2 separate regions of the Mus musculus genome follow, and region 1 is linked to region 2. The links are chromatin loops, found by intact Hi-C in ENCODE. Cell type or tissue: left cerebral cortex. All regions are shown on one strand. Each heading gives the region's core, and the rest is flanking DNA. Links, peaks and the distances in the headings are about the cores only.

What was found. Peaks named below come from ENCODE experiments on the same cell type or tissue, not always from the same donor. Only the 100,000 strongest peaks of a DNase experiment are listed, where the experiment ranks them.
Region 1: a loop joins it to region 2, with 3 times the contacts of the local background. A loop is called at or near these places in 4 of 42 quality-filtered maps.

The regions. Positions count from the first base shown.
Region 1 is chr19:58,811,571-58,827,679 of GRCm38, reverse strand. Hspa12a (heat shock protein 12A) reads left to right here. Exons shown (of 12, transcript NM_175199.3): 3 at 1-124; 4 at 2,243-2,429; 5 at 5,512-5,616; 6 at 6,564-6,680. Among named protein-coding and RNA genes, the nearest start is that of Gm41877, 25 kb to the right of the region's middle. In left cerebral cortex, for the core only: no CTCF peak of the experiment used is centred there; DNase peaks (open chromatin) are centred at 10,000, 10,063, 10,355, 11,073 and 8 more places; H3K27ac peaks cover 6,802 bases.
Region 2 is chr19:58,895,515-58,911,623 of GRCm38, reverse strand. It overlaps a transcript of Hspa12a not described here. Among named protein-coding and RNA genes, the nearest start is that of Mir3086, 8.2 kb to the left of the region's middle. In left cerebral cortex, for the core only: CTCF peaks have their summits at 4,762 and 7,378 (motif pointing right); DNase peaks (open chromatin) are centred at 4,759 and 7,409.

The DNA.
Region 1 (16,109 bases), core at 3,721-11,720, 84 kb after region 2:
ACGATGCTGACCCCGTCTCTGAGCAGCAGACCTTTCTCGTGGTGGTGGCCATCGACTTTGGGACCACGTCCAGTGGCTATGCCTACAGCTTTACCAAGGAGCCAGAATGTATCCACGTGATGCGGTGAGTGTGGCAGGGGAAGGGGCACCAGGTGGCCTGGGTACCACACTTGTGTGGGCTTGTGGGTAGGCTAGTCACTGGTGTGTGGGAGAGCATCCTGATTCAGGTCGAGATTCCCTGTGCTACTTGCCAACGTCCAGACTACAGGTTTCCATCTGTCAATCATTGGGTTAACTCTTACATAGTATAGGGAGGGGCTGTGCAGGACAATTTAATCCCAGGTAGAGTAATTCCAGAGGAGCCAGCAGGGACCCTATATAGTTCCTGTGATACAGGTGATCCAAGGGCTAGCCACTTTCTGGTGACCTCAGGCAATTATTGAACCTGCTACACCTCTGTTTCCTCACTCTAGAGTTGGGGATAAAGGCGGTATCTGCCTCATGTGTTCTTTGTGCAAATTTAATGAGATTTTCTATGGAGTAAATCAGCATACATGAAAGATATGAGCAGGAAGGTGTCCACCTGTCCTTGTGCAGAAAACACCCAGCCCCTGGAAAAGCAGAGAAGGGTGGACCTCAGCCTGGTGACCCCAAAGCCAAAATGCCCTGGGGCATCCTTAGTGTTTTCACCACTGTCCTTGGGGTCCCATGGGACAATGTCCCTGGGGATTCAGTGATCAACCTCAGAGTGAGACATTAGTGTTTGTCTAAAGTCATTGAAAAAGTGACTCACAGCAAGTCTGAGGCACTTAGCTGATGGGGGAACTCGCAACTTGACTGGAAGTCTGGCCAGAGACAGTGCCACAGGTATCTCAGTGGAAGATCCTCAAGATGGGAGGCACCCATCTGCTCTGTGCAGACCTTCTCATGCTGGATGTGGCATGAACACGTTAGAACAGGTTAGAACTCAGCCGGGGCAGCAGCGACTGGGCCCATGTCTGGCACTAAGGCTGCTCCCAGGTCTAGGCCTGGCAGGGAAGGGAACAGTGCAGGCTCCTGGCAGCCCTGGCTTCTGGAGGGCAGGAGCCCGGAGAGAGGGGAAAGGAACCATGAGCAACCTGCCCTTCCCACCCTAGGGTTGAGCCAACCCCAGCCCTGCCCCCCTGCATGTCTGTGTCTGCCCACGGGTTTCCTCCTCTGGCCCTGTGTCTCCTCCTCAGGAGATCCCCATCTTGTCACCATGGCTGTCACTGGGCTATGGAAGCTGTCTGGGGCCCCTCCTTCTTTTCCATGCATGCGTTCTTTCTTCTGGATGCTCCCTACCTGTAGCTGCCTCCTCCCCAGCACCCCAAATGGCTATCTGAGCTCCCCCTTCCTGGGTCCTCTGTGCTCCTCATTACCATAGCCATTGGCTGCCTCGGCCCTCTCTGGTCTTTTTGGCTTTCTCCTCTCTCTTCCTGAGTCTCTCTCAGCTCTGCCCCAGGCGAGGCATGACCTCTGCACCTACCTGCCTTTGGGCTCAACAGCAGCGTCCCTGATCTGTTGTTAGACTTGTACCTGTTCCCGTTATTCACAGATCTTTCCAGCCCGGTTCCACTGCTGTCCCAGCCCATCCCTCACTCTTCTTGTGTGCACAGCATATCTTCTTGTGTGCACATCTTCTAGGCTTTGCCTGACCAAAGCCATCACTTAACCACCTGGGCCAGCTCACCTAAAGCAGCCTGAAGTGACCTTTCTTCTGAGATCTCTCCTGGGCCCCACCAGCTGTTGCTTCTGCTTTCCCTGGACCCTCAGATCATGTCCCTGGGCTCCCTCTTTTTATCCGGTCAGGCATGTCTTGCTGTATTTGTCCAAAAAGGTCTTATTTAGAAGAGGAATCCAGCTGGTTATGTACTTATATCAGCTGCTGAGTGCTTGAAAATGAAAAATAAAACAGTATATGGCCTACCAGGCTTATTGGAAGGTTGAAATACGATAAGCACTGTACCCATGTGTCACCAGCATATAGCTGCTCAGCAAACACTTGAGTAAAAAGTGAATGCAAAACTTGTCTTGAGTAAGAACCTGGTTCTTGCCCCTTCTCCTTCTAACTGAGGCGTGTCTAGATGTTAGTCAATTGATACAGAGTGAGTCTGAGCTCTCACATCAATGACAGATGTAAACAGTAGATACTCTGCTCCACTGTGCTGACTAGACTGGGGGTTTTCAAAGACCTGTAACTTCTGCTTTTCCTTGGTGACAGGAGATGGGAAGGAGGTGACCCTGGTGTTTCCAACCAGAAGACCCCGACCACCATCTTGCTGACACCAGAGAGGAAGTTCCACAGCTTTGGGTACGCTGCCAGGGACTTCTACCATGACCTGGACCCCAGTGAGGCCAAGCAATGGCTGTACTTGGAGAAGTTCAAGATGAAACTCCACACCACAGGGGTGAGTTGGTCTCTTTAGAGGGGGAGCAAGGGACTGCAGTGTAGGGAGTCTTCCACTTGATTCCCTGGGTTTCTCCTAAAAAGAGGTTAATGGCCATCTAACTAGGTCTTGGAATAGCCTGGAAGGCTCCTCACATCTATTTGTGGGCTCACAGTGCATCCTGCTGTTGGGTGTGGGGAGGAGTTGTTGGGAGTATTTAGTTGTTTGTTTTGTTTAGGAAATTGACAGGCCAGAGAGCATCCCAGCTGTGACATGGGTGCAAGGTGCTGCCCTCTTGCTGCCCAAGGGGCTGTTGAAAGATCAGAGGCCCCTCTACCCACTGAGACCAACTCGTGGCTGAAGACCCAAGTAGGGGAGGTGGGTCAGGGCTGAGGCTATTTATTAACTGATCGGTTTGGAAATAATTACCAGTGTAAAAACATCTTTTATTCGCCAGATGTAATTGTTTCAGATTCTTACTGCTGAATAAGCTCACACTTTCTAACTCTTTCTGAACTCTGGTTGGCTGGTTCAATTCAGCCTGTTCCTGGCCCAAATGCTTCTCCAAGCATTCTCTTAGCTTTTGACTGAATTGCTCACCTGCAACCTGAACCTGTCTCTGTAAAATTTCTCTCTCTCCCACTCCCTCTCCCTCTCTCTCTCTCTCTCTCTGCACTGCCTTCTAAAGCTGCCTCTCTTTCTTATCTGTTCTTGTGAGAGTTGGACATATTCCATCTCTGACTCATTCTGTCAAATCTATCTCTGATTTGTCACTTTGTCTGCCTCTCAACTAGACGTCACTTTCAAACCAGGCTGCTTTCTTCTACAAACTAACTTTACCTTCATTATTTGGGATGAAAGGTGTGTCCTAAGGGCATGTCTATATTCCAGCCATAGGGATTAAAGCTGTGTCATTCCAGACAGATCACACAGACCTAGAAAGTCTTTGGATATGACCCCCTTGTCAGAGCAGCCATGTTGCTGGATTAAAATTCCTCTGCAAACCAGTACTAACAGACAGGCCACCCTCTGTGTGTGTGAAGAAAGAAGTTAAGTGGGTGTGGTAGTTATTAGAGGGCTGAATGACAGACCATCAGCTTCACTTCTAAAACTCTGAGCAAGCCAGTGTTCTGTGAGTGGCCCAGGTCAAACAGGCACCCCCTTCCCAAAGCTTCATGGGAAAGGTGGAAACTGGATGAAGACCATAGGCTCTGGCCACATGCCATGGGTCTCAGTGCCGCCCCTGACTCCTCTAAGACACTTAGTCCAAGCCACATGACCTTGCTAGACCTCGCTGTGCTTCCGTTTCAAAATTCTATTTATTTGCCTACTTTCAATTGACTCTGTGATTTTTTACATCATGAACACCAAATCCCATTCATTTCCAGGTCATTCCATATCTGCTTCCCATCCTGTAGCCTCCTCCCCCATCCCCCCCCCCAAAAAAAAAACCCATCTGGCCATGGAAACTGTGGTATGTCACAGTCTGTCAAACAGTACACTCTTCTGCTCAAACAACTTTACTTGCAGATGTTCATTGCAGTGAGTCATTGGTCTGATTTGAGGCCTCTGGTTTCTGCTACACATCAATCTTGGATTCTCACGGGGACTCCTCTTGGATATCCTGTTGTCCTGTGTCATGGAGACCCTGCAGCTTTGGATCTGTAGTACCAGCCCCTTCACATGCTCCAGCAGTTCAGAGATTGGGTAGATGTTGGGGTGAGCCAGCTCAAAGGCCTGGATCAGGACCTGGGTGGTAGCTGAGTTGGTCAGCTTGCCTGCTCTCCCATGCCCACGCCACCAGGGCCAGCTCTCCATCACTGCCCAGGCAAAGGATTGGGCCAACACTTGTGTGCCCACACCACCAGGGCCAGCTCACACTCCTTTTTAAAATGGAGACAGTTACAAGATTATGTTCACAGGGAGTATAAGGATCGAAGTGATATACATGCATGATGTCCCCAGAGGAAGGAAAGTTGTAGTCGAATGGTAGCTTCCATTGGCGTTTGAGGAGACAGCAAAGGGGAGGCAGGAAAACCCCCACTGGCACCTCGCCCTCCAGGGCTCAAGGCTTACGTGAGGTTGCATTTCTCCTGGATGAAAAGGTCTCGCACATTTTTTTTTTCAGATGGGAGGCAGTGCTGACTGTCAGAATTGGGCAATGGAGGCACGGGGAGAACTGTAGCTTCTCGGGACTCTGCTGCCTCCCCGAGCCTGAGAATCTAGAAGCTGGGCACCAGGAGAATGGGGCGCTGGCCGGGAGCAGTGAACATGAGCAGATGGTTTAGGATATAACCCAAGGCCCCACACAGACCCATCAGTAACTCGTGGCCCCGCCTCAAAACAGTGGCAAAGCCTGGCTATCTAGCCTACATCAATCTGATTAATTTGTTCCTCCCACTGAAAAGTGGGTTAGTCCAGAGGCTTCCTTCCACACCCACCCATCCCTCCCCCCACTGCCTCCGGGGACCCTGCTCATGATTTTTTTTTATGACCTCTTTCCACCCACCATCTGGCCTCTGCACCGTATCCCCTGTCAGAGGACCGTGTACGGTAGCTGCCTTGGCTTCTGGCAGAGCCAGAGAGGCAGCAATGCCTGCCTGGCTTTCAGCAGATTAGACAGAACCGGCCTTAAAATAGGAACTCTTCTATTTTAGTGACTTGGCTGGCAGCTCGCCGGGGAAGGAGAGGTTGCTGTGTGTTAGCGTCCCGCTTGGCAGTGAAGTGGCATGAATCAAGCTGTCACAGAGCTCCCAAGGGTGACCCATGTCTGGACGTTGCATGTGAACTGCACCGGACTTGGCACCTGCTCTCCATACCCAGGACTTGCTATGGGCCAGAGGCTCCTGCTCCTGAGGAGCCAAGAAGGGGAGAAGGAGAGGGAAGGAAGGAGGACACAGTGAAGGTGGGGCCTGGGGAGAACCCCCAGAGCTTTAACAGAGTAAGGAGACATTACTGCCTGGTCCCTTGCAGGGGTAAGGAGGTACGCCATTGTCTCTGCCTCTTTCAACATAGGGAAGCAGGATTCCTCTGGTCTCCAAACAGCCATCCCAAACCAAAGGCATGGTTCCTCTTAACCAAGGTCACATCTTTCTCCCTGTAGGACCTCACCATGGACACAGACTTAACAGCAGCAAATGGCAAGAAGGTCAAAGCCCTCGAGATCTTCGCTTACGCCCTGCAGTACTTCAAGGAGCAGGCTCTGAAGGTAAAGCCTAGGGGCAGTCAGCCTTACGTTAGGCCAACCTTGGGTTGCTGCACCTGCCCGGGAGGCAGAGGTGCAGCCTACGGGGAGAGCATGTGGGCTCTGAGGTTACAACAGTCGAGTATGTTCCTTTGTTGATGTTTTTTAAATTTTTTTTTTAAAGGTTTATTATTTATTCTATTTATGAGTACACTGTAGCCATTTTCAGACACACAAGAAGAGGGCTTCGGATCCCATTACAGATGGTTGTGAGCCACCATGTGGTTGCTGGGATTTGAACTCAGGACCTCTGGAAGAGCAGTCAGTGCTCTTCAACTACCCAGTCATCTCTCCAGCTCCTGAATGTGTTCTTAGGCAACGCTGGTGGGAAGGTGAAACGGTTCAGCATCTTGGAACAGATTTGGCAGTTCCTAAAAAAGACAAACACAGAGACATGACCCAGCAATTCCACTCCTAGGGAAATGAAATCACACGCACATAAAACTATTCACATTGAAAAATTCATAGCAGTGTTATTTATAAAAACTAAAAAGCGGAGACAAGTCAAATGTCCGTCAGATGATTGATAACCGAATGTTACTCAGCCATAAAAAGACATGAAATACAGATGCATATCACGGTCAGATAAACCTTTCGAACATCATACGAAATAAAAGAAACAATACATAAAAGCCTCATTATATAATTATTTCCCTTTGTATGAAATGCTCATAATAGGTAAATCCACAGAGTCATCAGTCCCTTCCCTTATAGGGTGCATATGAAATAATTGAGAAGAGCCCAGGGGCGCCCTGCCTCCACACTGCTGTGTGGGATGTAGGCACAGGCTCCTCTGGAGTTCCTGGTAAAGGACTGACTGCTCAGCAAAGCCACAGGAGGGGTGTCCCGGGGGGTGTCCCGGGGGCCAGCAGCATCTCTTCACCTTCTACACTTATTCTTCTCGGCATTAGGAACTGAGTGACCAGGCAGGGTCGGACTTTGAGAACTCTGACGTCAGATGGGTCATCACAGTGCCTGCCATCTGGAAGCAACCAGCCAAGCAGTTCATGAGAGAAGCTGCCTACCAGGTGAGGGACGTTGGGATGGTGGTGGGGGGGGGGGGCAGAGGAGAAGGAGCTGAGATTCCCACAGTGGCAACTGTGACTGTGCTCAGATATCTCCCAGCATCCACTAGCTTCCTAAGGAATATGGGAAGAGACATGGGTAAAGGGTCTTCTTGTGCCTCAGCTTCCTGGGTCAGCCTAACAGGCTCCCTTCCTCTCCCCCCTTTTCCCCACTCTCCTCCCTCCCACCTCTCCCCTCTCCTCTCCCCCTTCTTCCTCCCTCTTCCACCCTCTCCCCTCCCCTCCCCCTCTACTCTCCTCTCCTCCTCCTCCTCCTCCTCCTCCTCCTCTCTCTCTCTCTCCCTCTCTACCTCTTCCCCTCTACCCCCTCTTTCCCTCTCTCTTCTTCTCCCCTCCCTCTCTGTCTCCCTCTCCCTCACCCTTTCCCTCTCTCACCCTTCCTCTCTCTCCCTCTCTTCCCTTCCTCTCTCCCTCTCCCCTCCCTCTCTGTCTCCCTCTCCCCCATCCTCTCTCCCCCATCCTCTCTCTCTCATCCCTCCCTCTGGATTCATGTGTCTGGGTCATGGTTCCACTGTAAATTTTGGGGACTGGATTTCAAGCTGTGGCTCAGAGACATTTCCTGTAGATATGAAAGATCATGAAAAACTTCAGGAAAAGCCTTGGAAGCAAGAACATTTATATAAGAAGGGAGTAGAGGCAAGGATTCAGCTTGGCCAGGAGGCTGACAGTGGCCACCTGCCTCTGGGAACTGGACCGCCCTCTGCTTACTTGCCCGTCAGGGCCATCTAGAAGCATGTGGACTCTCCGAGAAGGGTAAGGGCTAACATACCGAGTGCTGTCAGGCTCCCACACTAGGGCAGCTCCATGGTGAACCTGTCACCCTCAGAGCCAAGACTCTCTCTCCCAAGATTGGTGACCAGCTATCAAGAGTTCACCCATGCCGTAGATGTTCACAGCCTCTCTGATGGTTGATACTGATGGCCAGCTTGACAAGATCTGGAATCTTCCAGGAGACAAACATTAAGGCATGTCTGTGAGGAAATTTCTGGCCATAGTTGATGTGGGAAGATCCATCTTACAGCAGGAGGCACCTCTCATGAGCAGGAATCCTAGGCTGACTAAGCTGGAGAAAGGGAGCCAGGCACCAACATTCATTCTTCCTGCTTCCTGGCGGTGCAGTGTGAGCCTCTGCCTCAGGTTCCCGCTACCATGCCTTTCCCTCCATGACCGTGACCAGACTGTACTCCCAAACCTGGGGCCAAAATAAATCCTGCCATCTTTGAACTACTTCTGTCAGGTGTTTTCTGCTAGCTGCAAGAAACGTACCAATGCGGCCTCCCTACCATCACAGATAACTGTGCCAAGCAGTCTTCTGTGGTCTGTCCCTGTCCCCAGCCGAGCTGGCTTTTGATGAGCCTGGAACAGTACTCTGCCTTGAGAGTCAGGGTTTGGTCTTTAATCTCAGTCCTAGCCAGGGCTGGCACGTCATCAGTGCCTTAGATGTCTCCTTGTCCTCTGTCCTCATAAGACCTCCCAAGAGACACCATACCCACTTTTTCTCAGGAGGCAGACTTGTGACATCAAGCCAGTAGCCATGTATATGATCCTTTCCTACCAAGAGTCACCGAAGCACCCTGATCCCCAGCAGGTGGTAATGTGGCCCCGTGAGTTTGAGCACCACAGGCTCTGTTCAGTACTTAGGGCTTTACCCAACGCAGCTCCCAGAGCTCAGCTTGTTCAAGGTCAAGGGCGGATTATCCTCCGCTCACAGTCCCCTTTCCGGGGCTGTTTCCTCTGCTCTCCCCCTCCTCTGTGCGGTGAGAATCTGGCTCTATGTATGAAGCTGCCAAAAATAGATTTGCTTTTATAGGGCTGAAGTAAGAGGCAGGAAGTTGCAGAAGGAGGCAAACCTTTAAGAAGAGAAGGATGCAGACGCACCTTAGTTGTTCACAGGAGCCCTGGGCATAAGCCTTCAGGGTGTGTCCAAAGATGGGTGTGTTCAGGGGTGGGCCGTCGGGACTTGACCATTTGCCCATACTGCACTGTGCTCTGAACAGTTCTCAGGAAGGATATGCAAACTTCATGGCCTCAGCTCGAACTCCCCAGCCCACAGGAAGGCTTCAGCAGCAAATGTATGACCTGTAGAGGGGTCAGATCTTATTTTTAGACTGGAATAAAAAGAGAGGTGCGTGGTTGGTCAATTTGTTAGTCCGGGCAGCTCTGGCCTGGCTCTTCCTAGGATGGAGTCTCTGAGTGGGTAGGACAAGGGGTGGAGTCACCCTTCAGAGTCTCAGGAGAAAAATCCGACAAGGAAGGGCATAGTGTCCTTGGTGGAATAAAGATGGCCTTACAAGCCAGGGGTGGTGGCTGATCCCTGTAATCTCAGTACTTAGAAGGCTGAGGCAGGAGGATTGGTTTGCTCAGAGGCATGCAGGACATTGAGACTGTCTTCTAAGTCAGGTTAACTTTTCTTTGGTGGTGGGTCCTTTATAGCCACTTTGTTTGTTTGGCTAGTCTTTGATTTTTTTTTTTTTTTTACTCATTTCTTCATTAGGCCCTTACACTGGGGCCCCTGTGTGCCAGGCTCTGAAAGGCACTGGATAGAATGGCCCAGCTGAATTAGGGTCCTCAGGTTGCTCATGGGGCCCAATGGCTTACAGATAGGAACTTAGAGGATACACACAGGGAATGGTTGGTCTGCGGTGTCTTCAGCTTGCCTTCAGGAAGAGTTCCAGGAAGAGTGGGGGTACAGCACATGACATCTCTTCACCGCACCCCTCTGCCTTTTAAACTGTAGCATGAGGAAGATTCAGTCCTGGAAAGTTAATTTTGTGGGTCAGCTCAAGTGGGTCAGAGTTTGTCCAGGTGTTTGGTTAAAAATAATGCTCTTGGTGTTCCTATAAGGATGATTTGAACGTCACCATTTAGCTGCCCGGAGTAAGCGGGTGACTCTGTTACACGGATGGGCCTGTTCTAGCCAACTGAAGGCTGAACAGGGCAAAGAGCTGCCCCTTCTCTGAGCGGGAAGAAATCCTTCCTGCTTGCCTTTCAGCTGGGACATGTATTCTTTCTTTTCTTCCCTTTGGATTCCGATGGAAACATCAGCTCTTCTTGGGTTGTGAGCCCGTGACCTTCAGACAGGAGCTACCCAGCCAGATCTCCTGGATCTTGGGACTCATCAGGCTTTGTAATCGTGAGCCAAATCCTTGTAAGACATCTCTTGCTGCGTGTGTTGAGTACCCTGCGTGTATCGTTTCCCTGGAGAACCCTGGTTTATGCAGTTCATAAGCAAAACAAGTGTTCTGAGCCCAGTGTCTTCTGGGAACGCTCACAGGGTATCTGTCGATCTCCATGAAAGGACCTTAATCAGATGAGCATTTGCTTCCTCCTACACCGTGGTAGCTGCCTGCCAGCTCTCCCACAGGAGTGACCTTCGAATGAAGCAGAACTAGTGTACCAGCAGAACACTAGTAGGGAAGCTGGGCGGCCATTCTGCTCGCGTGGGGAACACAGAGGCCCTCCTTCAAGTTTTTAGGAGGCTTTCTTAGTACAAGTTTTTGTTACGTTCACCTGCCAGAGGGAGGGAAGGAGACTCAGAGAGAGAAGAGCTAGGATGATCTTGGCAGAGCATCCTCTAGTCTGGACTAGGTCTAGGGCCTCCGCTTGAGTCGGTGCCCTCGAGGGCTGCAGAGTTGTGCACACAGACCTGTTTTGTCCGGAGACCTTCCCTAGGTTGCTGGTCTCAGTCGTGGGAGAAAGAATGTGCCAAATCTCAATCCCTTAGGATTTGCACACTCTGGACGGCTATGGATCCTTGAAGAGCAGAAAGGACACTGGATTGTTCATATGAGGCCTTCAGGAAAGATCTAGGAGGGAGGGAGGGAGGGAAAGAGAAGACGGGGCGGGCAGGGGAGAGGAAGGGGGAAGGCTAAATCTCAGAGGACCGTGGACAGGAAATTGTCCAGTTTTATTTTAGAGGCATTTTGCATAAAATGTGTAACCCTGGTGAGTTCCAGAAGCCTCTTAAATAAATGATACTCCCATGTACAGTGACCTCATTTGACATGGAGACGCAGCGTGTAACTTCCTGCCTGGACAGGCTGCAGTGAATAATAACCCTATCAGGGGAAACCTAAGTGCATGTACGACTCCCATCTGGGGCAGCTGGGACTCGACGGCAGCCCGGTAGAACATGTAGCTGGCCTGGCCGTCTTTCTCATGTGTGGACGAAGTCTCTTGGCTGGTTTTCCTGGCAGATTGCAAAGGACCGAGGAGCTGAGTAGTTGGGGTAAACAGCCACTTCTGTGGGCTCCCCGGAGAGCAGTTCAGTCGCCCACACCTCCTGAGTGGATCTCACAATTCCAGAAGGGCTTTAAAATTTAGCTCCCACCAGGCAGTTTTAGATCCCGGAGGAGTAAGTGGGGTAGCATGCTGCAGGTTTGCACACATTTCAGGACGCCCGGGGCCCTCCTACAGAATGCGCATGCTCAGTTCAACAGAGACCAGGGCCAGGAGAGCGCAGAAGAAGGCGGCTGGCTGGAGAAGGGGTTGAGTCACTACTTCAGCAACTGAGACCTGCTACAGAGTGAGAAGACCTCCCTGTTGTGCTTAGGGAGCGCAGAGCCCAGTGCAGAGGCTTGATGTGTCTGTACCAACTCTACATAGTCGGAGGCAGACCGAAGTGCCCGGTAGCAGTGCCAGTGTTACTGGTGGTTAGGGTACGGACTGGTTTCCGAGCTCTGGTGTCTCATGCAAGAAAGAAAGGCAGAGTCACAAAGCAGCCAGAAAGCTTTACTCAAAATAAAACATTTAAAAGGAATATACTCTTAAGATTGGCTGTATATATTCATGCCCAAATGAAGACACATTTGATCACTAGGAGGTAGTTTTCATGGTTTTATCTATTGTACTGACAGATGAAGCCTTATGCCTGTTTCTCTACTGTGCCTGTCCCTTCCCATAAAGCATTTGGTTTTTAAATCATATACACAACCCAACTAGGCATAGCCATAAGATGATAAATGCAGGAATGTCTCTGAATGTTCACTCTGAGGACATAGTTAGCCTTATTGTGCACGTACCCCAAACTTGTCCAGGTCGGATTGGCCTTCCTGCTTGCTGTGCCCAGACATAAGCAACTGAATTGACTCTAAGTTTGATGGTCTTTAGGGTGAAAACTTATTCCATTGCTACAAGCACAATGTGTGTGCTGCTCAGCGCAGTGTGCAGGCCTCTGTTGCTAACACGTTGCTAGGTGCGCTGTTCAGAGAGGAGTATGTGTGCAGATGAAGGATCTAGGCTGTCAAGTATGTGCATGCAGGCGTGCGTGCACACACATAGCCCAAGCTGAGTGGAGTCCCAGGTGGCTAAACTACCCCCTATGCCTGCCTCCCAGTAGAGAGGCGCTCACACAGGAATAGTAACTCCAGAGTACCAGCTCCAAAGGCAGAGAAACCCTGGGCTCACTGATCTCTGGGCCAAGGAGTTTGTATGAGCGTGGTTCTAAGTATCTGAGCCCAGGCTCTCCTGCCAGAGATGAAGCTGTCTAGGATTTTGAAGGCCTAGGCAGTTCTATTCCATCTCTTCCTGTCCCTGGGGGCGCATGAGTGGTTCCCAGATCCTCCTGGAAAAATAGAAATATTTGTACAGAGTCAGCTGACCCCTGCAGCGCTTTGAAGAGTCACTTCCCACAGCTCTCCATTATGGCTCCATAGGAGCTCACTGGCAGCCACAAAGCTCCTTGGTCTCTTGGCTAATGTGACGACGGGGGCTGGAACAAACGAATGGGGTATGGTTACTATATTGATTGCCTTTCTGTTGCTGTGATAAAACACCACAACCGAAGGAAGCTTGTAGAGAAAGTTCACCTGAGTTCAGTGATCTGGAAGGACAAGAGCCTGTCCTGGTGGGGAGGTGGCAACTCAGGGCTGAGAATCCTAGAGAGTACATCCTGAACACGGATCAGTGAGAGCAGACAGGAGGACAGGCGGAAGTCTGAACATCTCAGCCCTGCCCTCTGGGACATGCTTCCCTCCCCTAGCAAGGTCCTGCCGCCAAGGGCTCCACAGCTTTCTCAAACACCAGTCACCAACCAGGGTGTCTTAGTTTGGGTTTTACTGCCGGGAACAGACACCATGACCATGGTAACTCGTATAAGGACATTTAATAGCGGCTGGCTTACAGGTTCAGAGGTTCAGTCCATTATCATCAAGGCAGGAGCATGCCAGCACCCAGACAGGCATGGCATAGGAGGAGCTGAGAGTTCTACATTTTGTTCCAAAGGCAAACAAGAGAAGACTTGCTTCCAGGCAGCTAGGAAAAGGGTCTTTTTAATATTATTACTATTAATCATTCCATTCATTATATCTCAAGTGATATCCCACTTCCTGGTTACCCCTCCACCAACCCCCTATCTCACATATGCCTTCCCCACTCCCCTTTGCCTTTATGAGAGTGCTTCCCTACCCACCCACATTCACCTGGCCCATCGCTCTAGGATCCACCTACTCTGGTGCATCAAACCTCCCCAGGGCCAAAGGTTTCCCCTCCCTCTGCTACATACATATCTGGAGCCATGGATCCTGCTCCACTATGTTTATAGCAGCCTTATTTATAATAGCCAGAAGCTAGGACAAGGGTCTTAAAGCCCACACCCACAATGACAAACCTACTCCAACAAAGCCACACCCACTCAAACAAAACCACTCCCAATCCAGCGAGGCCACACCTACTCCAATAAGGCCACACCTCCAAATAGTGCCACTCCCTGGGTCCATCATATTCAAACCACCATGCAGATGAGCCTATGCGGGGGGTGGGGGGGGACGACACACGACCCAGACCTGTGACACCACCCAGACTTCATGTCATCATGGTGGCCCCTCCTTTCTGGAGTGGGGTACACACCTTCACCTCTGTTTTTTTTTTCCTGTGTATCTTCTCATAGTTGCAGTGAGGGCCCCTGTGGAAATGGGTCACAGGCATTGCTGTGAAACCAAGCCAGCCCCTCAATGTGTGCATGGCCTCTACCGTTTGGGGCAGACTCCATTATCCTGGGCATGTCTTTTTGTTGTTGTTTTAGAGACAATCTCTCTATTATGTAGCTCCAGATATCCTAGGACTAGCTCTGTCGACCAGGCTGGCATTAAATTCACAGAGATTTACCTGTTTTTGTCTCTTTCATGCTAAAATGAAAGGTATGCACTGCCACACCCGGTCTATGTCTGATTTTTTATAAAAGAGTGTATTTTTAATTATGTATATATATATATGTGTGTGTGTGTGTGTGTGTGTGTGTCTGTGTGTCTGTGTATGTCTGTGTGTCTGTGTGCCTGTGTGTCTGTGTGTGTCTGTGTGTCTGTGTATGTGACTACCGTACCCAGCAGTAGCAAAACAGGGCCTAGGATTTGCTGGGGTTACAGTGACAGGTGGCTGTGAGTTGCTGTAGATGCAGGGAGTGAAACTCCCGTGCTCTGTAAGAGCAGCAAATGCTTTTTCCTGTGAACCATCTCCCCAAGTCCCCAGAGGTGTCCTTTCAATGTTAGGCTCTGAGAGGAAGAGACCATCTTGCTAATCGTCAGCCACACACAAACCCAGGTTTTATCTCCCAGGACTTAAGCCCTTGAGTACAATTTCCATGTAAAGATTTTGTGGGGCTGAGAACTTGGTATAGTAGGTAAGGTGCATGTTGTATACATGAGGATCTAAATTTGGATCTCTAGAAACCCTGTAAAAGCCAGACATGGCAGCTATGCCTATAGCCCCACTACTAGGGAGGGGGGAGAGGCAGATGCATCCCTGGAGCTCTCTAGCCAGCCTAGCTGAGATGCTGAGCTCCAGATTCAGTGAGAGCCTGCCTCACAAAGGAGAGGTGGAGGGCAGTGGAGGAGGACACCTGAAGCTGGCTTCCCACCTCTGTGCATTACACACACATGCAAACGCACACGTGTACCACACACACTCACATACACATACATACACACATCACACATACATGCAAACATACACATACCACATATACATACACACATGCAAACATGCATACACAACACACACATACATACATACACATACATCAACACACATCACACACACATACTCACACCACACACACATGCATACATACAAACACATGCATATACCACACACACACACCACACACATATACCATACACACACACCACACACACACAAATACACACACTTACCACACATACACACACACACCACACACACAAATACACACACATTCACACCACACACATACACCCCCCCCCCCCACACACACATACAGTTTCCCTCTGACTCAGTCCTGCTTAGGATGTCAAGGGGTGAGGAGTTAGGTGAAGCTGACTCTAGGCATCTGTTCTCCCAGGAGGCCCTTGGTGCTAGAAGCCCAGAAAAGGCTTGCCTGGCACGGGAGTTGTCCTTTGGCAGGGGAGCCCAGCCCTGCTTTACTTTGGATTTAAGTAAATGAGGATCAGCAGATTCAGCATCCCTGTGGTACTTCACGTGTCTGACCCATCCAATCTCGCTGGGGCACCTTTACCTTTTAGCTGTCTGTGTGCTGAGGGTGTATGGTCTGACCTGGGGAGGAGGAGGGCACAGGTACTTGCAACTGCTTCACGGGGAACAGAGGGAGATCCTTCATGCCTAAGCCAGTGTCATCTAAGGGCAGCCCAGCCAAATAGGTCCAGGCTAATGTGCACCATCGTTGCTTGCCTATGGAGTTGCCGTAGCTGGGAGTATAAGGCAGTAGGGAAGGGGCACCCCATCACTGGTGCAGGGCATGGGTGTGGGTTTTGAAGCCAGTCATCCTGAGGTGGTTATGGTCCTAGAGAGGCACATGGAGAATCAAGAATGAAGACTTTCCTTTGCCTATCTGGTTGGTATAGCTCTTTTGGATGTTATCAATGACACTGGAGTGTGATTGCCGTTGGGAACTCCAGGCAATACGTTATCTGATGCTGTCCCTCCCAGGGAGTGAAGAGATGGTGCCTAAAACCAGAGGAGGAGGTTTTGTCAAAGGGCCAGGCCTCTCCCCTGTAATGCCAGCACTCCAGGCAGGAGAGTGGCGTGACTTAAGGAACCTGATTTGACCTGTGTTGACATTGGATGTGTGAACATGTCTCTGCTTAGCTATGCATGTTCCTCGGAGTATTTCCTGTCCTAGACAACTGGGGTAGTTGGGCACTCTCTCTTTGGGACTTGGTATCTTCCTGTTTGTGGTGGTTTGAGTGATAAATGTCCCTCATTCTCTTGGACATTGAAGCACTCGGTCCCCAGTTATAGCACTGGTTTGGGAGTGTTAGAAAGTATGACCTTGATGAAGTAAGTATGTTACTGGGAGAGGGCTTTGAGGTTTAAAAGCCTAGAGCCATTCCTGGTGTGCTCTTAATTTTATGCTTGTGGCTCAAGATGTGAGCCCTTCTT
Region 2 (16,109 bases), core at 3,912-11,911:
GCAAAAAGACATAAATGGCTCCATAGAGAAAGCTGGGGCTCCGCCTGGTGGCCGGCTGCAGACAAACAGTTCTGTCAGCCGAGGTTGGGAACAGGAAAAGCATTCCCCTCTGGTGGGTTTCACTTCGGTGGGATTTCCTGGGAGGAACTCTAGAAGAATCACCAAGAGCAGACACATCCTGGGAAAATGAAATAAAAACGTCTTCATGGCGAAGGCCCTGAGTACTTACCACTGCTAATCATCTTTAAGGGGGAGGGCATGAATGGACAGATTGACACTTTTCTGGTGGCCAAATACGATTCTGCTGAAGCTGTACAGGGCGACTACCCCTTCAGTTGCTTCCGGATCCTGCTCGTCCTCCGAGGAGAGGGTGGGCTGGACTGAGTGTCTTAGTTCTTGGGGACTGGATGCCTTGTCTCCAAATCTCTGCCCTTTAGCTTAGCTAGGACATTGCAAAATCGACCATAGGGGTGGGGATTCATTTCCTGCCCTGTGTTAAGTGAGGCTTTCGTTGGGGGTGGGGGTGGGGGGAGGAAGCAGCTTTGTAAGCCCGGGCAGTCAGTCTTGCGCCCCCTGTGTTTGTCTACATTGAGGCGCTTGTGCTGGTGAAGGTGAGGGACATGGAGAGTGGGGATGTGTGTGTGGCATCCAGGGCAGCAAGAGGCCAAGTGTGGGAACGGAGAGGTAGCTGTGAAGCCTGCTCTACCTCACTCCACGGGGTTAGTCATTTATCTCAGGGCTATTTTTAGAGCCATAATCTGAATTACGTTTCTTACGTTTTAATTATTAAAGAGTTATTACTAATTATGATCTTGATAATAACCGACCTTTACTGAGTTCTGAGTAAGCACCTAGGACTTCAGATGCCCTACAAGCTGTATTTGTAAAGCCTGATCTTGAGTTGTGTATAAATTCTTTGATTTGCATAACAACAGGCACTATGACTTCCAGTGTAAACATAACCTTTTGCCACAGAAAACCACAGTATTATTTATTTCATATTTCCCTTTGAATTCTGTCTTCTTCCCAAATACAGTTTAAAAGGAAGCCATATTTCACTGCTATAAGTGGAAAACTAGCAGTACCTGTCTTTAGTAAGCAGAATCTATTGTTTAACTTTAATTAAATAGCCATGTGCCCAAAATACCATTGGAACTCAGCGTTTGAGCTGCCTGCAATGTGGGTGGGTGGACCTTCCACACCAGAAACCCTGCAAGGAAAAAGGAAGCCATTTTGCATTTTGTGAAGGTCTCTACCTGGAGAACTTTTGCATTTATTTTGCTTTATTCAAATTCTGAGGTGGATGCTTAACTTTGTAAATATTTAGCTTTTCTTTTTTTCCTTTTCCTTTCTTCTCTTCTCTTCTCTTTTCTTCTTCTCCGTCTTCTTCTTTCTTTCTTTCTTTCTTTCTTTCTTTCTTTCTTTCTTTCTTTCTTTCTTTTTTTTTGCCCAGGCTGTCCTTGAAGTCATGGTATAGCATAGGATAACCTTAAAGTCCTGATCCTTCAGCCTTCATCTCCTGAGTCTAGGGTTACAGGTGTGTGTCACTGCCCACTACTCTTGGATTTCTTTAAACACACACACACACACACACACATATAAACACACACACATATACACATAAGCACACATACACAGGCAGGCATATACACATATTCACATACATGGGCACACAAACACATACATACACATATACACACAGCAACATACACACAAGCACTCATGTATACACACACAGAAACACGTGTACACATGTACACACATACACACACATATATACACATATACATACAAACACACACATGCACACATAAATACACATACAAACACGTACATATCACATACAAATACACACATACACACAAAACCACACATATACACACATATTCATACACAAACCCATACATATTCACACATGCACACACGGAAACATATACACATACATGCATACACATATACACACACACAAGCACACACATACACCAGCACACACACTCTCTCCACTGCTCTGGCTTCTTGTAGACTTTAATATGAAGATATGAGGTATTTATTTTTTCAGTATTGCTTAATTCTTCTCGTTTATGTTGAAATGCAAATACTCAGAGTCCACCTTGTTCCCAGGCATTCTGTCACATGCGGGCACAAGCTTTTTTTTTTTTTTTTTTTTTTGGTTTTTCAAGACAGGGTTTCTCTGTGTAGTCCTGGCTGTCCTGGAACTCACTCTGTAGACCAGGCTGACCTTGAACTCAGAAATCCGCCTGCCTCGGCCTCCCAAGTGCTGGGATTAAAGGTATGCACCACCACTGCCCGGCCCCCCACAAACATCTTGATACACATGTGTTGTTCTCCTTTCTGTCTGGCAGTCTTCCTGAAGACTTGCAGAGAAAAGCCTTCAGAAGGTGGCGTTTCTTTTCTGTCTGATCTCGGTTAAAGTGTCCTCTGTGTCTGATGCTCAGCAGCTTCAGTAGGATAGGCCAAGTGTGGATTTCGTTCTTCACCTTGTATTTTTGGGCCTAGGGCTTGATAGCTTTGGTAACTTCTAGAAGGTTTCTAGCCACATCTCTGCCATGCCATTTCCCCTGGTCTACACACCCTTGCTTCCTGACATCCCCTCACATCTTGCAGTTTTATTCTTTAATGGTCAGTTCATTTGCACAGTTTTTCCAAATACCGATTCTCTTATCTGAGGTCTGTCTGACCATCACACTTTTCAGTTCTGGCAGCAATCAGTTCCTTCTTCTCCATTCTCATATAGCCAATGCTACCCTCTCTATGTAGACAAGGCTGCCATTTAAGTCCCGACCTTCCTGCCTCTACCTCCTGCATGGGATGGCTAGCCGTCTTGGTTTTGTTTTTTTTTTAAATATGTCTGGACTCTTGACAATTTCTTGTTTCCTGAACATATATCCAAACTTGCTTTGAGGTGAACACAATTTATAATCCACAACTGTTAATTCCACAGGAGAGTGGGTTACCACCCCCACCCCTCATTATATCAGATGTATCTTTGTCCCAGGAAGAGAAAGTGCAGCAGGCTTCCACAGCTGCTTCCTCCCCCTGCTGTCCTGTCTCCCCCGAAAATCCTGAAATGAGCAGAGCTTCCCAGCAAGTCCAGGGTAGGCTGGGATTCAGGTGTGTTTAGTGTGTTTGGTGTTCCAGACAAGGAGAAGGAGGAATTTGGTGTTGCAGGATATCTGATCACACCATGAACCCTGAGATTATGTTATTTACTGTAAAAAATCTGTTTCTAGTTACGGTGCGGTTCAGTCCTTAGCACCCACGCCTTTAATCCAAGTGGTCAACCGTTTATTGTGAACAGGCTTAAATAAAGTCAACCATCGGTCAAAAGGCAGAGCAAGCAACCAGTTGACAGGAAGTGAGCATAGGAAAAAAAAAACATACAGACTAAGAGGAAGTCAGGAGGTCAGACAGAGACACTCACAGGAAGTTGGAGGGCGGAACATTTGATTTGAGAGATTTTTCAAGACAGGTATGTGAGAAGAGGACTTTTGAGAATGTGTCCGCTGTGGAGGAAGGTCGGCTGGGTGCTCTCTCTGCCTCTCTGAGCTAGCAGGCGTTCACCCCAGCATCTGGGTCCCGAGTCTTTATTGGCAAAACTGAACCTTTGAGATTTTGTTAAAAAAATGTTGGTTACTAAGCATCTAGCTGAAAAAGGGACAAGGGTCCTCAAGCTCCCAGGGCACCTGACAGACTCTTAGGAACTGGTGATGCCTTGGAAGGAACTGATGGAGGAAGCACCCTCCCACAGGCTAGACCACCCAGAGCCCAGTCAAGGCTGTGCCTGGAGCAGCCCGGCTGGTGAGCACAGTGGTCAGCGTGCACGCCCAACCATGGCTTTTGTGTGGATCCAAGCACGTGTGGAAACTCCTCTGCACTGTGCCAGGACCTGGACGTGTTTAAAAAGTGTATCCACCCATCATTGTAATTCTTGCTGCTGTCACTGTGTTCCCAGGGGAACGCTGGTCCAGGAGCATGTCATGTCCAGAGTGCCAAGGGACAGGTCTGTTCAAAAGAACAAGGCCTTCCAAGCCAGAAGAATTCACATCTTGGGCCCAACTAATAGATAATCACAGACCAGTCCCTGAGCCACAGTCAATGCTGAGGACTGAGGAGGAGGGTGAAGCTAGAGGCTGAGATGAAAGAACAAGCAGTCAGGGGAACCATGCCCAAGAAGGGAAGAGGTGAAAATGGCGGGTGGGGGGGGGGTGCCAGTGGGAGCGGGAGGTGGCAGTGGGGGACAGGAGGTGCCAAGTTCTCTACAGTCTTGTTCTATCTTGGGAGGGGGAGATAGGGGCTGAGGAGTCCCTATGGTGACAGCCTGCATTGGGCAAAATTTGAGGATAAGGAATTACTAATTAGTAATAAGGCGGAATACTTAAGTGTATGAAATGAATAATATGTAGCTAAAAAAATAATGATATAGCATTAGGCGTTTGAGACATGTGGACTCCAAGCAATTAACCTCCATTCTTCTTCAGAATTGCAGTTGTACTAATTGGCTCCTTTGCTCTGACGGGGCCGTATTAACCTTTCTGCTTCTCTCTGAAGAAGTAGGTACAGCGGGTGGGGTGTACTGCTCCCCCTGAATAATAAGCTATTTGCAAATCCAGCCCCCCCCCCCCCAAATCGTAACACTGAAAAGATTCTGTCGGGTTTTCTTTATAATGCTGTCTATGGAAAAGATGGTTCACTTCTCCCAGTGGCCATTTGGAGAAACGCAACACGAAGCAGGCCCTGTCCTGGGTGCTGCAGTCACAGCAGGGGCAAGACAGTCTATAGTTTGTGGACCACAAAGATGCGTGGACATGTAGGTGTGGAACGCCTTCTCGGGCTGTGCTAGAGGGGCTAGCATCCTGGAAGGAAGAGTCCCCCCCAGAATAGGGTGGAAGCTGCTCCTCCAAGGGGGACATTCAAACTGAGATGTAGGCACACAGGAAAGAGACCTCCAGCTTTGGAGAGAACCAGAATTCCAAGCAGGGAATGAAAGTACAGAGGCCCTAGGCCTAGACTGTAACTGGAGCAGCAGGCTGGCCAGCACTCAGCCTTAGTAGAATGAAGATATGAACTATAAGGAAGTATGAGATTGGAAGATGCAGTCAAGGACCAGACGACACAGCCCCGCGCAGACCACGGCCGGGGTTGGGTTGATTGCAGCATGTAGCAGAGCCCCTGGTTGGATGTGAGCAGGGCCTGTGGGCAGAGGCTCACACTGGCTGCTGTGGAGGGATCAGGCTGACAAAACAGCAATAGCAGGGATAGTGTTGTGAGAGAGACACATGCATGTGGAGAGTTTGTTAAGCCTGACCAAGAGTGTGGAAAATGGAGCACAGCCACTGCCCGCCTCCCCAGCCAGAGTCAGAGCCTGGGCACTTCAGAAACGCAGTGGGGCAACTCCTCCCCTCCCATCGGCCACGTGATGGTGGTCACTACCGTGGATAGTGTGGACAAGGGACCAGGGACGTGCCTCAGGGTCAGAGGGCTTGCTCCACACACTCTGGGTCTCACCCCCAAAGAACTGATGGGGCAGTTTCCTCTGTGAGTTCTACTTAGATATAGAGACGGATCTACAGTGCCTGAGATCCAAGGGGGCTATGAAGGTTTGGGTGTGGAACACTGCTCCTGGGTTCATGCCGAGCAGTCTCATGTCCCCAGATGGTGGGACTGTCTCTGGAGGGTGAACATGCTGGAGGTGGGGCCTCACTGGAGGAAGTGAGTCGATAGGGAGCAGGCCTCTGAAACGCTCTGTCTGGCTCTGTTTTCTGTCACATTCTCTCTGTCCTCTTCCTGGAACCCTCTGCAGCTAGGAGCCCAACTAAGTCTTTCTTCCTGTCCGTCGTTCCTGTATTCTATGACAGAAAAGCAGCCAATGCAGTAGCTGTGGCAGCTTTGTTCTTAATAGAGGAACACCTGAGCCTTCATCAACAGAGGCTAATTACATAAGTCACAGTGCAGGTGTGTGTGTGTGAGTGAGTGAGAGAGAGAGAGAGAGAGAGAGAGAGAGAGAGAGAGAGAGAGAGAGAGAAAGAGAATATATAGGGGTGAATACTCTCCCATACTCTCCCATTCCTGATTCCTAGGAGTGGCAGGAGTGTTCTTGAAGAAACATTTTTTTTCCTTCAGGAACATGTGTGTGTGTGTGTGTGTGTGTGTGTTTCTTTATATATAATATAAAGATAAGACATATGAAACATGAATTTTGTACTTTAAAGCAGGGCAATCTGTATGTACAATGTAGTGAGCCTTTGCTTTGCTATGTGACCCTCCCTGCATATTGGTGTGTTTGTGACTGGAATAATGGGTGCATAGTATTCCACCAGGCAAACACCACATGTCACACCTAACCAGAGTTCCCCTTCTTGTGTTCTGTATCAAGATCACAAACCCACTTTTATATGTCTGCTCCTCAACAATTTAAGTAATTGACGGGTACCCCACCATACCAATTCCATGCGTGCTGGCCTTAGCAGGAAGGTTGTCTCATACCACGATTGGTGTGCACAGAGTTAACTTTTATAATCAAAACAAGTGGACATGGTGGCATATTTGTAATTCCACCCCCCACAGGAGGCTGAGGTAGGAGAATTTTAGTTCAGGGCTACAGAGTGAGTTCAAAGCTAGCTTAAGTCACTTAATGAGACTCTATCAAAATTATTTAAAAAGTAAGGGTGTAGCTCAGTAGTGGAGGACTTGTGTGAGGCCCTGGGTTTGATCCCTAGCACCACAAACCAAAAAGCAAAAAGCAACAGCAAAATTTGGACGTGGTGTACACCCTTAATCCAAGACTCAGTAAGAGGAGGCAGGTGTGTCTCTGAATTTGAGGCCAGCCTGGTCTTTATGAGTTCCAGCACAACCAAGGGTACATAAAGAAACCCTGCCCCCCTCCGCCCCTCCCAAAACAGAAAAGGGCAGCAAAATAATTCCAGAATGTTAAAAATGATGACATACTGTGTGTTTATTGTGCAGATGTCTGACCACAGCATATTATTGAAACAGAAAACAAGGATAAAAAACAAAATTGAGGCGACAAGACTTTGGTAGCCCTATTTCTGTGTGTTTTCACATATCTTTGAGCACAGGGATTCACAGAATCTGGAGAGATGCTCACCAGCTTCTAATAGGCTTTTCCATGTAATATCCCTTTCGTCCTTTTTAGCACTATAACGTTTTAAGTATTGTGGAGGGAAAACTGTTTGACCCTGGGGGAGATTTACTTGGGAGAAAGATCACAAATTACAGTCCAGGGACAAACTTTTGCATTGGGGTCTGCCCTCTTTTACAGGACGCTTCTTTTCACTTAAGGATTAAATTGTATTCAGTTTCAAATCGCCGCTATTACTGTGTGGAGCTGTATGCAGTTACCAGATGCACCACAAGAGGGCGGTGTTGGAAGGACATTGCGAGCCCGCTGCCTCTAAATCAGGGACTCGAATTTTGCAGGGGAACCTTGATTGCCTAGCCTCCTCAGGACGTATCCTCCAGCTTCCAGTTTGCACCACGGCACAGCTGTTTATCTTACTGTTTCTTCCTATCCCGTTGGAATGTTCCTTAGTATGTTTGTACTTCATCAGCGGCACAGCAGAAGGATTTGGCTGCAGCCTCTGCCCCTCCTACTTCCTGCTCCAGCCCCAGCAGCCCAGTGTCTTTGGCTTAGAGACTTGCAGCTCCAGGGCCCTAACAGGGAACAATGAGTGTCCTGCTCCCCTCCCTGTCCCATCTACTGAACTATACGACCCTCCCCTTCATCTCCCTATTTTAATATATTGTGCCATGCAGCTCTCTGCCTCCCTGTTCCTTCTTCCCTTCCCTCCTAGTCCCACCCTTCCACACCTTTCTCCCATTCCCCCCCTTCTCCCCTGGGTACCACCCGACCCTGAGAAATCTAATCACAAGTGGACTAAGCCCATCCTCTCTCACTGAGGTCTAACAAGGCAGCTAGGGGAAGGGGACCAAAGATAGGCAACAGAGTCAGAGACAGCCACTGCTACAATTGTGAGGGGACCCACATGAAGACCAAACCTCACCTCGGCTACATATGTGTAGGGGGCCTAAGTCCAGCCCATGCATACTCTTTGGTTGGTGGCTCGGTCTCTGTGAGCCCCCATGGTCCCAGGCTCTGTAGGTATTCTCGTGGTGTCCTTGACCACTCTGGGTCCCAATCCTTCCCTCCACTCCTCCACAAGATTCCTGGAGCTTTGCCTGATGTTTAGCTGTGGGACTCCGCCTTTTTTTGGGTGAGCTGCTGGGCGGAACCTCTGAGGACAGTTACACTAGGCTCCTGTCTGCAAGCATAACAGTATCATTAATGTGTCAGGGGTTGGCTCTCTCCCATGGGATGGGTCTCAAGTTGGGCCAGTCATTGGTTGGCCATTCCCCCAATCTCAGCTCCATCTGTATTCCTGCACATCTGTAGTCAGGACAGATTTTGGGTGGAAGGTTGTGTGTGTGGCTTGTTGCCCCCCTCCTTCCACTGGAAGTCCTGCCTGGCTACATGAGGTGACCACTTCACTCCCCATATTCCCTGCTGCGAGGAGTCTCAGCTAGGGTCACCCCCACATCCTCCCAGGAGCTTCCCCATCCTGGGTCTAAGGCACTTCCCAGAGATGCTCCCCCACCACTGATTTCCCTTCTCACTCCCAACCCTTTCACCCCCAACCCCTGTTATCCCCATATCTGATCCTCACCCCCAGTCCCCTCCTTACCCCGTCTCCCACCAGGTCCCTCTCTCCATCCACACCCAGTGTCTTTTTTATTTCCCCTCTGAGTGAGATTCAAGTACCCTCCCTTGAGCTCTCCTGTTTGCTTAGCTTCTTTGGGTCTCTGAATTGTACCAAGGTTATCCTGTATTTTCTGGCTGATATCCACTTATAAGTGAGTACATACCATGGATGTCTTCCTGGGTCTGGGTTATCTCATTCAGGATGATATTTTCTAGTTCAATCATTTGCCTGCAAATTTTATGATTTCCTGGTTTTTAATAGCTGGGTAGTATTCCATTGTGTAAATGTACCATGTTTTCTTTATTCATTCTTCCATTGAGGGGCATCTGAGGTGTTTCATAAAACTGCTATGAACATAGTTGAGCAAGTGTCCTTGTGGGATGGTGGGGCATCTTTTGGGTACATGCTCTGTAATGGTATTGCTGGATCTTGAAGTAGAACTGTTTCCCAATTTTCTGAGCAACCACCAGACTGATTTCCAGAGTGGTGGTACCAGCTTGCACTCGCACCAGCAATGGAGGAGTGTTCCCCTTTCTCCACATCCTCGCCAGTGTGTGCCAACTTGAGTGTTTGATCTTAGCTATTCTGACGGGTGTAAGGTAGAAGCTCAGAGTTGTTTTGATTTGCATTTCCCTGATAACTAAGGACTTTGAACATTTCTTTAAGTGCTTCTTGGCCATTCTAGATACCTTTGTTGAGAATTCTCTGTTTAGTTCTATCCCATTTTTAAATTGCATTATTTGGGTTGTTGGTATCTAATTTCTGAACAGAGCACCAACAGCTCATGTCACTAAGATCAACAATTAATAGACGGGACCTCTTGAGACTGAAAAGCTTCTGTAAGGCAAAGGGCACTGTCAATAGGACAAAACGGCAGCCTACAGATTGGGAAAAGGACTTCATCAACCCCACATCTGACAGAGGGCTAATATCCAAAGTATATAAAGAACTCAAGAAGTTAGGCACCAACAAACCTTTTAAGCTTTTAGATAAGCTGTTCATATTCACAACAAATAGGAAGATAATAAAAGGGAGGTGTGTGTGAAAACCACTTTGTGTCCCCCCACTTCATTCTCTCCCAATGAGATGAATTTTAGTGATGTGCTAGAACCTTCCACCTAAGTCTGCAGAGCTGAATGTGTGGAGGGGGTGAGGGAGGTTGAGTACACATACTCCTGAGGGGGAGGAGGGAGGGAGAACAAGGGAAAGGAGGAGGAGGAGGGAGAGGGAGAATGTGAAAGTCCATTGAGTGTGAGATATGGAAAGAAAATGAGAAAATGTGAGCGAGTGAGTGTGTGACATGGTGTATGAGTCTGTGCGTGACTGGAGAGAGCTATGAGTATATCTGTATGAGCTGTGAGTGTGCACATGAGTGCATCTGCATGAGCTGTGAGTGTGCACATGAGTGCATCTGTATGAGCTGTGTGTGAGTGTGCACATGAGTGCATCTGCATGAGCTGTGAGTGTGCACATGAGTGCATCTGTATGAGCTGTGTGTGAGTGTGCACATGAGTGCATCTCTATGAGCCATGTGTGAGTGTGCACATGAGTGCATCTGTATGAGCTGTGAGTGTGCACATGAGTACATCTGTATGAGCTGTGAGTGTGCACATGAGTGCATCTGTATGAGCTGTGAATGTGCACATGAGTGCATCTGTATGAACTGTGTGTGAGTGTGCAAACGAGTGCATCTGTATGAGCAGCTGTGTGTGAGTGTACACAAGAGTATAAGTTTGGGTGTATGAATAAATGTGTTAGTGTGACAGTGTTTACCTGTGTGAGTTCATGAATTCAGAGGAGTGTGTGGATATATATATGTTGGTGTGACAATGTGTGTGTGTATGACCTGTGAATTTGAATGGTTGGTGTGTGTGTGTGTGTGTGTGAATATGTCAAGTGTGGGTGAACAAGTGTGATGGCAAGTGTGCTTTGTGTGCATTTACATGATTGTATGCTTGTGTGAGTATGTACATGCCTGAGAGTGAGCCAGTGAGAATGGGTGTGCCAGAGTGTTCCTGGGTGTGAATGTGATAATGCTTGTGCTTGGGTGCTATTGTGTAGTTAGCGGGTATGGCCGCCATCCCAAGATGGCGCCCAGGACAGTTGCCAGGTCTTATGACCTGCACCTGACTTCCTCATTACCTCAGACTTAGCCACATCCCAGCCACCTGCACTGCACAGATGCCATGCCTTGTCAGCTCGCCTGAGGTGTCCTCACTTGCTGTGAACCAATGGACCGCTGTTAAGTGACTGGGGTGATTGGGAGGAGTCAGTAGAGTATTTAAGGCGTGCCCCGGGGTTGTTCAGGGGATTCCTGTTCCTGCATTGCAATTCGAAGTGTTCCTGAATAAACCTGCTTGAAGAAGGACAATGTGGTGTTGCGTCTTTCCTGCTGGTCGGGGTGGATGTGACAAGTTGTGGAACCCATACAGGGACTTCTGCTTTGCGAGAGTGCTGCGGGTCCAGAACTTCAAGAGGTCAGGGTAGCTGGCTGGAAAGCTCCCAGGTAAGTGGGACGATTCAAGTTCTCGGTTAGAGACTATTAGGTTCCCTGATTAGGGACTATTGAGGTTCTCGGAGTGAGACAATTAAAGTTATCCAAAAATTAAAAGAAAAGCAATTGGTTGTAGCCCCTGAAAAGGTGCAGAAGGGTAAGGTCATCCATTATTTAGGAAGCAAAATAACAGAAAGATATATAACTCCACAGAAGATTCAAATCAGAACTGATCATCTAAGGACTTTAAATGATTTTCAAAAGTTGCTAGGAGATATTCAATGGGTTAGGCCTATCTGGGTCTAACAAATAAGCAATTGCAACCTCTTTATGACATCTTGCCAGGAGCGACAGCCCTGGATTCAGAGAGAGTTCTTACAGAAGAAGGAAGGGAAGCCTTAAAGTTATAGAGAAGGCTATTCAAATTGCTGCTTTAAAGAGGAGAGAGGTTGATCTTCCTATATCATTATGTATTTTGCCATCAGAAAATCAACCTACTGGAGCCCTTTGGCTAGGGGCTCCTTTATTATGGATCCATCCTAAAATTTCCCCCGCCAAAGTGTTATCCTATTATCCTGCCTCGGTTGCCCAATTGGCATTGCTGGGTTTACAGCAATGCGTGCAGCATTTTGGCACCCCTCCTGATGAAATTATTGTACCATATGATAGTAGACAAGTTGAAGTGTTGCCTGCCACTGTAGATGACTGGGCAGTTTTAAGATGCAGTTTTTTAGGCAAGATAGATAATCATTTTCCCAAAGATCCTATTTTACAGTTGTGTAAAGCTCACCCGATAATTTTTCCTGTAATTACCTCTCTAGTACCATTGAAAGGGGCTCCTCTAATTTTTATAGATGGATCAAAGTCAGGATGCGGAGCCTATTTAGTTCAAGGCTCTGTGCCTATAGTTTTACAATTCCCCCCTGCCTCACTGCAAGTTATAGAATTACAGATTGTGACTAAGGTTTTTGAACAACATTCAGGGGCCTTTAATTTAATATCAGATAGTCAATATGTGGTTAATGCTCTTGCTATCTTGGAGGTGGTTGGTAGGGTGAATCTTAGGTCCAGCATTGGGGACTTATTAAGTAAATTACAAAATTTGCTATTACATAGATCCTCCCCCTTCTTTGTTCAGCATATCCGAGCTCATACTGGGTTACCAGGTCCATTGGATAATGACATAGTGGATAAGGCAGAACAAGCTGCTGTATTTCTGGCATGTCCTGCCCTCGACCTTGCTCGTGATTTTCATTCTAAATTTCATGTAAATTCTAAAACATTAGCCTCTCGCTTTGGGATCACCCGAGCAGAGGCCAGGGAGATTGTCAAGGCCTGTCAGGCCTGCGCTCCTTTATTACCTCAACCCTCCTTTGGAGTTAACCCACGAGGGTTACTCCCCCTACACGTTTGGCAGATGGATGTAACTCATTTTGCTGAATTTGGAAAATTACAGTTTGTTCATGTTTCAATTGATACTGCCTCCGGAGTCATTTTTGCTTCTTTGCATACTGGAGAAAAGGCCTGTCATGTCATAGCTCATTGCTTTGAAGCATGGGGCGCTTGGAGTCAACCCAAAGAATTAAAAACTGATAATAGCCCTGCTTATACTTCCAATACTTTTGTTAGCTTTTTAAAGATGATGGATGTTCATCTTGTACATGGTATTCCCTATGACCCTCAGGGGCAGGGAATAATTGAATGTGCTCATCGTACCTTAAAAGAATGCTTAATAAAACAAAAAGGGTGAGTTGCCCTAGGGGCGACTCCCTGGGAAAACCTTTCTATAGCCTTATTTACTCTTAATTTTTAAAATAAAGATAAATTTGATTGTACTGCTGCAGAGAGACTCAGTAATCCTGATGCATCTCAGAAGGGAACTTTTATGTGGAAGGATATATTGGATGGCCAATGGCATGGGCCAGATCCAGTGTTGGTGTGAGCGAGAGGGTCTGTTTGTGTGTTTCCCCAGGACCGCCGCCAGCCGTTGTGGGTACCTGAACGACTGACTCGAATGCTGAAGGATGACCAGAGGTGTGATGCTGATTCTCCTGGGAATACTGATGATGGTGAAGGGGTGCAGGAGTAAGGAGCTAAATCAGAGAGTTGATCTAGTGCAGGAACAAGTTGATGTATTGATGTGAGTGGATCTCACAGGGAACTGGTCACGTCAACTTGATGGTATGCTGAGGGATCTCCGACAGTCCATTGTTCACATTGTCACAGCAATATCGCACCTCAAGGAATGGGCTGGCATAGGAGGGCCGGCAATCATCTTCATTGCCACAGGAGTAATGGCCCTGTGGTGCATTTGCCATATGCAAAAAAAAGGCTTACCCATGTGCAGGCACTGTTGATTTAGGCTTTTGCAGCCCTAGAGCTGGGACAATCTTCTCAAGTGTGGCTTGGCATGCTAGAGAAGTAGTCAATGATGGGTAAGACTCCCTGGAGGTGTTACCAACCTAAGACAGGGACCAGACCACTGCTGTCTGTCCTCCTGATGACGGGTAAGGAGCATTATCGCAGGGGGCAACTTAAGACAGGCATTCTCTCTGCCAAAATAATAAATAAGGGGGAGATGTGAGGAGCGGGTGCGGCCGCGGCCCCAAGATGGCACCCGGGATGGCTGCCAGGTCTTATGACCTGTGCCTGACTTCCTCATTACCTCAGACTTAGCCACATCCCAGCCGCCTGCACTGCGCAGACGCCATGCCTCGTCAGCTCGCCTGAGGTGTTGTCACTTGCTGTGAACCAATGGACTGCTGTTACATAACTGGGGTGATTGGGAGGAGTCAGTAGGGTATTTAAGGCATGCCCCGGGGTTGTTCGGAGGATTCCAGTTCCTGCATTGCAATGCGAAGTGTTCCTGAAAAAACCTGCTTGAAGAAGGACAATGTGGTGTTGCGTCTTTCCTGCTGGTCGGGGTGGATGTGACAGTGAGAGTTTGAATGTGTATTGAGTGTGAATGAATGAAGAGTATACACAGGTGTGTGTAAGTGTATTAGATTGTATACTGCTGTGTGCATGTATATGGTTGTGCATGAGTATTTGAGTCTGTGAGAATCTTGTTCCTGGAGTGTACAAGAGAATGTATAAGTATATGTGGTTGTCTGTGTTGCATGGGGAGGGGGAAGGGACCCGCATTAGCATTTTCCCAGGAGACGCAAATGGTCAGATACAAATGATCGCTGTCAAGACAGATGAAAAATACCTCATTGATTTGAATTTACATTTCTTTAATTATAAATGAAGATGGAACATTTTTCTTTGAGAATGGTGTTTTAGATCCTGTTTGAATCCTGGCCCCAAGTGTACAAGAGCTCTGCGTCCTATCTAAGAAAATGTGTCGGGCACATAACATCCTGGCAAATGCCTTGTGCTCCTCCTCAGTTCTCCAGGGTTCAAGGCCGTGGTGAAAGCAAGGCTGAGCTGTTCCACATGTCCAGTTCCCTCGTGGGGTCCAGGCCCAGGGAGTCTCCTGGGGCCTCCTGGGCTGGCTCAGTCGACATTTCTTCTCTAGAACCCCCTTTGTCACTGCAGAATGATTTCTCCCCCAATGTGTGTGGAGGGGGGGTGAACAAGGACATCTCTAGGCCATAGAAGAAGGAAGGCAGGGGCAGAAGGCTGGGACCCTGTAGCAGAGCTGGCCAAGCAGTCCATGTGGGCAGGAAGGATGTGGATGAATCAGACTGATTCTTGGGTGGGGATTTAGGTCAGTGTTCACAGGGCACAGTAGGGGGAGAATAGGGTCAGGACTGCAGGGAGAAAGAAGGAAGAGCAAGAATGGCAGTGCTCAGAGGACAGGCTCTCTCTCTCTTTCTCTCTCTCTCTCTCTCTCTCTCTCTCTCTCTCTCTCTCTCTCTCTCTCTCTCTCTCCCCTCTCCCTCTGTGTGTACGTGTGTGTGTGTGGGAGGGAGCATGCACCTGTCAAACACCTCCATGGAAGAGGAGGTTCTGAGGGAGAGCCAGATGGCAGCTTTGGCCAGAATCCAGGCAGCAATTCTGAGCTCCCTCCCTCATTTTCTTCCTTTCTTTCCTTTCATTGTGTCCCAGACTGGCTTTGAACCTACTATGCAGCCCAGGATGAGCTTGCTTCTATCGCCAACGTGTTGGGATTAGTCTCTTGCACCACTACAGCTGGGCAGTGGGGATTGACCCCAGGCTTTGTGTGTGGTAGGCAGTTGTTCTACTGATATATACAGCCCTAGCCCTTCCTTCCTTCCTTCCTTCCTTCCTTCCTTCCTTCCTTCCTTCCTTCCTTCCTTCCTTCCTTCCTTCCTCCCTCCCTCCCTCCCTCCCTCCCTCCCTCCCTCCCTCTCTCTCTCTCTCTCTCTTTCTTTCTGCAACCCTAAAAGCACCGAGGAGAGAAGGGGTCTGTCTCACAGGCATCAACTCTAAGCCACATCTGATCTTCCAAATTCATTTGTTAAAACCCATCCACTCAGTCACTCTTTCATTCATTCATCAACCAAAACTCTTTGTGGAGTTCTGAGTTTACAAGCTAAATGAGAGACGAATGAGGTTAACTCTTGTGTCAGGTGTCAGGGCTCACAGGCAAGTAGGAAGGAAAAAACCATATGCCAGCAAGTAGGGAAAGTGTCAGTGTGGGAGCTAACCTCTGCAGAGCAAGGGAACAGGGCTGTGTGCTACTAAAACTCTTCAAAGACCCCTTTGCATGGCAAGCATGGCAGGCAGGGAGCAGCGAGACAGAGTCTATATAAGTCAGGGGTAAGCTTGTGGATTGGAAGGTCTGTCAGGGGGATGGGATCTGGGTCCTTGAGGGCCAGGGCAGCAAATGTATTTTATTGTATGAGTAGTGTGGTAAATCTCAGCTGTCAAACTGAGAACCACCGGGAAGAGAGGCCTCTGATGGTGCC